Linked DNA regions of Homo sapiens: region 1 is linked to region 2. Evidence: read pairs that join two places in POLR2A ChIA-PET (ENCODE). Cell type or tissue: A673. All regions are shown on one strand.

Region 1 (4,000 bases), 140 kb after region 2:
AGGTCACCCTTGGCAGCCTCTTTTAGCCTTGGTTTTCTTATCTGCAAAATGGGAATAACACCACTCACTTCCTAGGGTTATGATATAATATATTACAACAATTAACACTTGGCTTGGTACACAATAAGCATTCAATAAATGGTAGCCATATTATTTATTATCATTACTATTATTATCATTTCTGTAGATTTTGCCTTGTCTGCCTTGGCTCTTTTTGACTGGTCTCCTTGTTCTAACTTAAGCCATATGACCCTATAGGCCAGAAAATGTAAGAAGAAAGAGAAGGGATTCCCCAAAAGCAGTGTTGAACCAAGTTAGGGCAATAAGATGAGGAAAAGATCATCAGAATAAAAAAAAATCAAAATCATAAGGGGGTTAGTTTTACACTCTAGGCTATCACAAATTTTGCATCAAGACTGATACATTGGGCATTACATTGAAACATTTTCCCCCATAATGCATTTATGAGATTATCATTTCAATTTTGTTAAACAGTGCTAGATTCAGTTTGTTTGTGTGCCTGGCACATAGCAGGAATTCAATGAGCGAATGAATAAAAGAATGACTGTGCCAAATAAGCAAATTATATATATATAATATATATATCAAAACTCTGAAACAGCTGTATTTGCTATTTCATTTATAAGGTTAAAGTAAGTTTTAGAATATTTCTATCTTAACTGGAGATATCAATTAAAACGCTTTGTTGGAGAAAATGTATCATTTCCTATAATGCAAAATATAAGAATTCAAATATACTTTGGAAATTTATAGGTATTTTCATTTATTCATGACTCATGATAGCTCGAAAGCAGCTATTATGTCAAGGCAAATTATTAGCTCTCACTATTGTATAATAAACAGAGCTATAATTCATGTTTATTTACAAATATTCTTTCTAGTTATGAGATTTAGCACATGTCCATCCATTATGATTGTTAGTTTCCTTTTGTTTTCTTTTAAGGAAAGGCTACTGGCTAAATAACCAATCAATAAACATCTCTAACCAGCTACCTTGGTGCTGTTAACAATGGAATGTGCAATTATTTCCGTCTCCCATATTCCCATTTATATAGAATGATCTGGATCAACTGCTGGGTCAACATTCTGACAGTCAGTCCAACATATTTGAAGATAAGTGAAAAGTTGCTATAGTAATATGTATGTGAGAACTCTTCATGGCAATGACCATGAGGGATCCAATCAAAGAAACATTAGCCTGGTAAGAAGAGCCTCATGGTCAGAGGGAGAAAGTCAAATGTGAGAACTCACTAATGAATTTTATTCCTTGGGCGTGTTGAACTGGAACCTAAGGGCCTTGCTAGGAAGATATAAATAAATACGAGTAAAGATAATGTCTGTGGCTGGAAAATATGAAGAACTCTTTCTTTATGTGCCCATGACCTGGCTCCAAGGACAATCCTCAAAAAGTGGTTTCACAATTGTTTTCAGTGATATTGGTATTGCAGGAATTGGTCAACCAATAGAACATGCACACACACATATACACACACACACGTATATATTTTGTATGTATTTTATTATTATTATTTTACCTATTCTGGTAAATTTATTAAAAAGAAAGAAAAGTCTGGCTGAGTGGTTTATAGTCACACTTCAAACCCAATAGTCGTTCTCATGCTGAAATTCTGGGATCATCCTATATCTTTCTCTTTCCTCAAAAGCTATAGTTCAGCTATTCCCAGGTAAGAACTGCCTTACTTATATGTACTTTGTAAACTTTTTTCCCCTTTTTCTTTCTCTTTCTTTTGCTTCCTTCTTTTTTTTTTTATTTTTTATTTTTTGAGACAAGATCTTGCTCTGCCACCAGGCTGCAGTGCAGTGGACTGATCACAGCTCACTGCAGCTCTGGCCTGCCAGACTCAAGCAATCCTCCCACCTCAGCCTCTCAAGTAGCTAGAAATACAAGTATGTGCCACCACACTCAGCTTTTTTTTTTTTTTTAATTTTTGATAGAGACAGGGTCTTGCTATGTTGCCCAGGGTAGTCTCAAACTGCTGGCCTCAAGTAATAACCCTGCGTTGGCCTCCCAAAGTGCTGGGATTACAGGCAGGAGCCACCTTGCCCAGCCCTTCCTTCTTTTCTTCCTTCTTCCTTTTCTCCCTCCCTCTTTCCTTCTTTCTTTCTTTTTTTTTTTCTGGCTTGGGAATACACTAAAATTTGAAGAGAAAAATTGAAAGCAGAAAAATGCTTTGAGTCACAACCAATTCTTTTCAAATAGTCCACAAACCTGGTCCTCCTCATTTGGACAATTACAGCCAAAAGAAGGATCTAGTTTCAAAGTGCAGCTGCTCATTTGAAGTGGGATAAGCATGGTTAATTTTTTCAATGAAAAAATGGTGATGAATGGAATAGAAAATAAAGATATCTTTAAAGCTAGACCAAAGAAAAAGTTGTTTTAACTCCAGAAGGTCATCAATTTGGAAATATTATCCAGAGAATTTTTCAAATCACAGAGAAGAGCTTCCAGGAAATCTTAAATGACTACTAATGAAAAGTATTCCTTAGAGTCCAGTTGAAATAAAAGTCACAATAGTCACATATGTAATTCTATGCCCTAAAACACCCAGCTGCAGGGGAATCTATAGGAACCCAACGGGATCCCAGTGTTCACAATTATCTTCTTTGTAAACCACAGAGCAATAGTAACAAAGGTCTTTACAACTTTTATTAATAAAAATGTATTGTAAATTGCAATCATATTTAAATTCTTATGACTTCATAATATTATTTTGCAAACTAAAACAAAAAAATGATCTTTAAAACCATAGTTAATTGTGATCACATGAGTATTTTGCTTTGTGGAAATTTATTGCATGAACATGCTTAATTTGTATACATTTTAACTTGCATGATGTGTCAATTAAAAGCTTACTAATTAAAAAGAAACTATACTCAATCTTCTCCTTCCGAATGAAATGTTTTTCCTAGATACATTCTTTTAAATAATATGGGAACACAAAATTGCGTATCTCCTTCAAAGTCTTATAGAAAAAATTATAAGCTATGTTTGAAAGTTATTTTTTTAATTTTAGTTTTTAAATATAATTTCAAAAATAAATTATTTTTATTCCATGTGAGGCATACTAAATTTAATACCTCTCCAAATAACCAAAGGGCATTTTGTATCAAGCACCTACACTGTGTTGGTATATCATTATGACTGGCATGCCTTTTCTTTTTGAAAATAGTCTTCACATGTATTTCCTTTTTGAAAATAGTCTTCACATTATGCCCTATTTTGAAAATAGTCTTCACATTATGCCAAAGGGCATAATGGGCACTATAGCTGCCTGTTGCCTTGTGGAGTTTTATCAATAATGTAGCTAATAAACAGATGTTTTGTGGGTAACCACACTGTGTTATAGGTTATCTAAGAACTCATACCTTTGCTTTGACTTCCACCAGCATTCACGAATTAAGAAAACCTCAGGGGAGAGGGGAGGTGTTGTATGAAATACAGCATTCTCATTTGTCACCAAAATTACTGACTTTTGAAGTCAGTAATTATTTTTATTGTGTTTATTTGTTTTCAAGAAAATAAGTGGGAGAATCTTACAATGACTTCTGAGTCCTCTGTCTTAAGGATACCTCTTAAAGGGTCAATTAAGATATGTATTTCATAGTAGTTGCTTAAAAGATGACTAACAAGTTTTTTTTTTAAAAAAAAAAAATATGTTAACCATTTTCTGTGGCCAACTGCCTGAAAAGCTTCAGATTGCTTTATATTTCCAACCAACACTGACTGGCATTTACTCTTAGTAAGCAGAAGTTGTCACAAACGACAGAAAGTGATTAGCAATCACTTGCTACACGGCATGAGATAGTCTTAAAACTCCCATTTACCCCCTACTGAACCAATATCTTAGCTTATTCTAGAGGACATGAACAAGTATTTCTCTAGCAACTAACATAAGTGAAAATACAAGCCCTAGCTCCGTAGAATGCCACAAATTTGGTCACAAAGGAAAATGAAAGC
Region 2 (4,000 bases):
ATCTGATTTTGCTGTCAGCGAGGATAGTGAATCTCTGAACCCACAGGACACCCAGGGGCTTCCAGAGGCAAAGGAACAGGGCTTAAATTTTTCAGTCTTTCCTGTTTTCCCTTGCAGAATTTTCTCTTAAAACCCCACAGCCATATTCCCCCAGGAAATCCTCAGTTTTATAAGTGCTCTGTAAAAGATAAGACAAACCTATGGTCTATATTTATAGAGACCCAAAATTTCATTTGGTTAATGTTAAGCTGTGACAAAATCCAGAAGTTTCCAAGTTAAGGATGAAGTTTAACAATGTCTGTCTTTTATTTCAACTCAGATCCATATGTGTATGAGAAGAAGAGCAGTTATATTCCAGGAAAAAAAAAAAAAACATTTATCATGGCCTTGATGTGCTTTTACCTAGAGCTTTTACGTAAGTTATTGGATTTAGTTCTTCACAGCAATTTTTAAGGTAGGTATTATCAGCTCTATTTTTAGTTAAAAACCTGAATATCAGGGATATCAAGTAACTTGTCCATGTTCCCAGGACCAGTAAGTAGTAGAGCCAAGATCTGAACCCAGATCTGCTGGCTCCAAAGCCTGGGTTCTTCCCTTGCACAATGCTGACCAAAACCTACTAGCACAATTTCAGTTTTTGCTCTCATATATGTAAAGTAAAAGTAAGGCTGCTCCATACAGAATCTTAGTCTGTGTACTGTACAGCTCCAAGAGGTGCCATGGAATTGTGCAACCGAGGTGGCCTTTAGTAAAAACATAGTATGATATGGCTGTTCTGGGGGCTTTCCAGTCCTCTAAATCCTCTAGGTAAGGTCTTTCCACAAGACAGTGGCAGGCAATGGAAAAAGCAGCCCACTGATGGATTCCAGAATTATCTCAGCGTGGCATAACAAATGGGGCATACAGAAGTGGGGAGATGTGTGTGCTAATTCTCATGCTGAAATTAATTCACTGGCTCACCTGAACCTTAGGTTAGCAAAAGGTCCTCACTGGTTCAGTTTCCTCACCTGAGCAATGAATGAGAGTGGACTCAATTACTGGATTTCAAGATTGCTTTTAGGTTGTAGAAATCTTACGCAGAAATGCAATGCACAAAGCAGGCAAATGCAAAGGTGGGGACTGGGAAGAAGGAACTTGGAGCCTGCTTACTCACTCAGCTCCCTCCTCCTTTCCAACCTGCACCTCTGAACACAGCTGGCCAAAGCTGGCACTTGATGATCTTTCCATATCTAAAAATCCTAATATTTTATAGTTCTGTGCAGATTATCCATGTTCTGAGTAACTGCAGTGAATTGCTCTCAGTGAATTACCTAAACTGCTTGTGAGGGACCAAGTCTAGTGTGAGAGAAATATCTACACAGAGCAGAACACTGAATGTGTCAGTGCCAATGAATAATGCTTTATCCAGTTGAGTTTCAACCTGAAACATGAAACCCCAGCAGTGAGCCCATCAGGGGTTCACTGGAAAATACGTGCACAGCCAACCTCCAGAGCCCCACAATGGGTTTTGTTGTGTAGCAATGGGGGTGAGGGGGGAAAGGAGGAGGAGGGAATCCAAGGGAACAATGTCTATTGCTTCAGCCAAAGGACTTAATAATTAGCTGTGACTAACAAATACCACATGGGAACCAACTTGTAAAAAAATGTCCCACAAAGCACCCTATTGCCAGTGGGCCAATTTGAGCCTGCAACCTCTCCCCTTCTAGGGAGAGATTAGAAAACTAGAAGGAAGGAGAGCAACTCCATCTGCCTGAAGCCACTGGACCAAAGACTCAGATGGATGGAAGCTGGGGATGCTTTCAAAGCACCCTCCCCCTTGCTCTTGAAATTGTAAGCACTTGGCCTCCCTGGGCTGAAATTCCAGGGGCAGGGGCTAAGGGAGTTAACATAGGCAGAACTTACTCCAAACAATGTCAATACAAAACAGGTTTTCTTTATGGAAGCAAGTTAGGACGAAATCGCTGAAAAGGTCATCTGTGTTTGCAGTACACAGTACGGTGGTGCAGGCAGAAGGGAGGTGCCAAGCCATAAATCCAGGGAGGCTTGGACAGGTGAATAGCAATTTACTCCCCCACAAACTTCAGTGGGGGCTGGGTGCGTCCTAGGAAAGCAGGATTTGGAAACAGGAAGTTGGTGCCTGTTATCCTCAGGTGGGCTACTCAGGGTCACAGCCCTGGTGTTACAAATCAACGTCCACAAATTTTCAATGCACAGACAGGTCCTGAGCTGGCTGCATCAAAAAGACTTGGGTTCTTATTACTATAGTCTTCTGGGCACCTTCTGCAGGGATTACAGCTTGGAAGCCTTGGGGCAGCTGTGCTCGGATTTGGCACAGAAGCTGTGAAGGGGAAAGTGCAAAGATCACATAGCACCCAGACTTTAGGAGCTGGCAGGTTGGCTGTGCCAGTTAGCGTAACGAGCACCTGCAGGCTCTTTAAAAGTTAGCCATTCTTATTTTGAAGGCAACGGTTAAGAGCATGGATTATGGAGTCAAACAGACCCAAGTTCAAGTTCCAGACTGGCCAATTATTGGCTTCTCTGGACTTCAGTTTTTACAAATAAAAACAGAATGTTTGCCTATGTGGATAAAGTGAATGAACTTTTGTAAAATTTTTGGCACAGAGGGTTAATGTACAGCTTTTAATTTACATATGATATATATTAACACATACATGTATGTGTGTGTACATATATACATACACAGAGAGAATTGCTCACATTATTTTTTTCTTCCTAGAATTTCCCAAGCCATGGTCCATCAAATCATAGACCCTCCTGCTCCAGACTTTTGAAAGTCCCCAATGCATAGGCAAGCATTTCTAGATGGCTAGACAGAGCCTGATTTCCTCTGGCTGATTACTTATTAAAAGGTACTTCCTCAGTTCACTTTTGAGTGGAAGTTTTTCAGAAAGCCATTCGCTCACTCGCTCACTTGCTCGCTCCCTCACTGGCTCAGTCTTGCATGGACAATCCTGTGGAATGCAAGAGCACAGGGCAAAACGGTTAGTCAAGGCTGCTTAGCCAGCTAGTACAGGTGGTCAGATTTTGACAAGATCTTAAATTGGGGAAGTTCAGACAAGCGGTTACTTTGGGTCCTTGGAATATTTATAATAGGGGGTGAAGAGAGGTTCACCGAAGGAATTGACAAGCTACTAATTAATGCCATCACTGCTGCCTGGCACCTCTATTAAGCAAAACTCAGAAACCGGGAGCCAATTTTCACATACGCTTTCTTTTCTAAATGGTAGCCCTTCTGAATTGCAACCTTCTTCACGCCTGGCACTCCCAGCCGCCATCGGCCCCTCTCCGACTGCACATCACACCAGGTCCAAGAGAAGCTAATTTAACCACCGCTGGTTAAAATCATACTGCACTTCACAGCGCCTTTCACATGCCATGAAGCTGTCATGATAATTCTTGATCTCTAGCTCACCTGACAGCTCAGCCCTCCCTTGACTGCAAAGCTTCCCCGTCAGTTAGAAATAGCAGTTTTCCTGGCACCAGATGTGTCATCTTGAATATCCAGATGAAAGGCAGACACCTGGCCCCTGCTCCCTCCCCTCCCTGCCTCGTTTTCCCTTCTTAGCTCTGGATTTTGTTTAGGAAGGCCATGTACCACCCCACCCCCAACTCCCAAGTCCCTCCTCTGGGCAGCCTGGAAGTTCCTCTTCTGCACAATTCAAAAGATGTCTTGCATTAGCCCACAGAGCAACTTCACACCTTGTGCAGCAAAGAGACACACACACACCAATTGACATCGCTAGGAGAGGGAAGGAAAACTTAACATCAGGGCAAGATTTCCACCCCTTTGCAGCTGCTTGGGAAGCCTGGCTAGCCCAAACCACCAGCCCAGCTGCCTCCAAAGGGTAGTGCTGGCTTCTCTCTCACCAGCTGTCTGATCCCATCTCTTCACTACGACTTTGTAGCTTGGTCTTTCGTTATGAGATCCTTGGGATGAAAAGAGATATTGTTTTGATAAAGGGCAGGCCTGGGTGAATAA

The links. Peaks named below come from ENCODE experiments on the same cell type or tissue, not always from the same donor. Only the 100,000 strongest peaks of a DNase experiment are listed, where the experiment ranks them.
Region 1: POLR2A ChIA-PET joins it to region 2 with 5 read pairs; 2 of 35 experiments call an interaction of 5 or more read pairs at or near these places.

Annotation. Positions count from the first base shown.
Region 1 is chr11:30,556,630-30,560,629 of GRCh38, forward strand. All of the region lies in intron 2 of MPPED2 (metallophosphoesterase domain containing 2), which reads right to left. Among named protein-coding and RNA genes, the nearest start is that of MPPED2-AS1, 26 kb to the right of the region's middle. In A673, a CTCF peak has its summit at 1,805; no DNase peak of the experiment used is centred here.
Region 2 is chr11:30,421,116-30,425,115 of GRCh38, forward strand. The region is part of intron 4 of MPPED2 (metallophosphoesterase domain containing 2); the gene reads right to left. Among named protein-coding and RNA genes, the nearest start is that of ARL14EP, 100 kb to the left of the region's middle. RefSeq lists an enhancer at 1,788-2,288. In A673, no CTCF peak of the experiment used is centred here; a DNase peak (open chromatin) is centred at 1,516.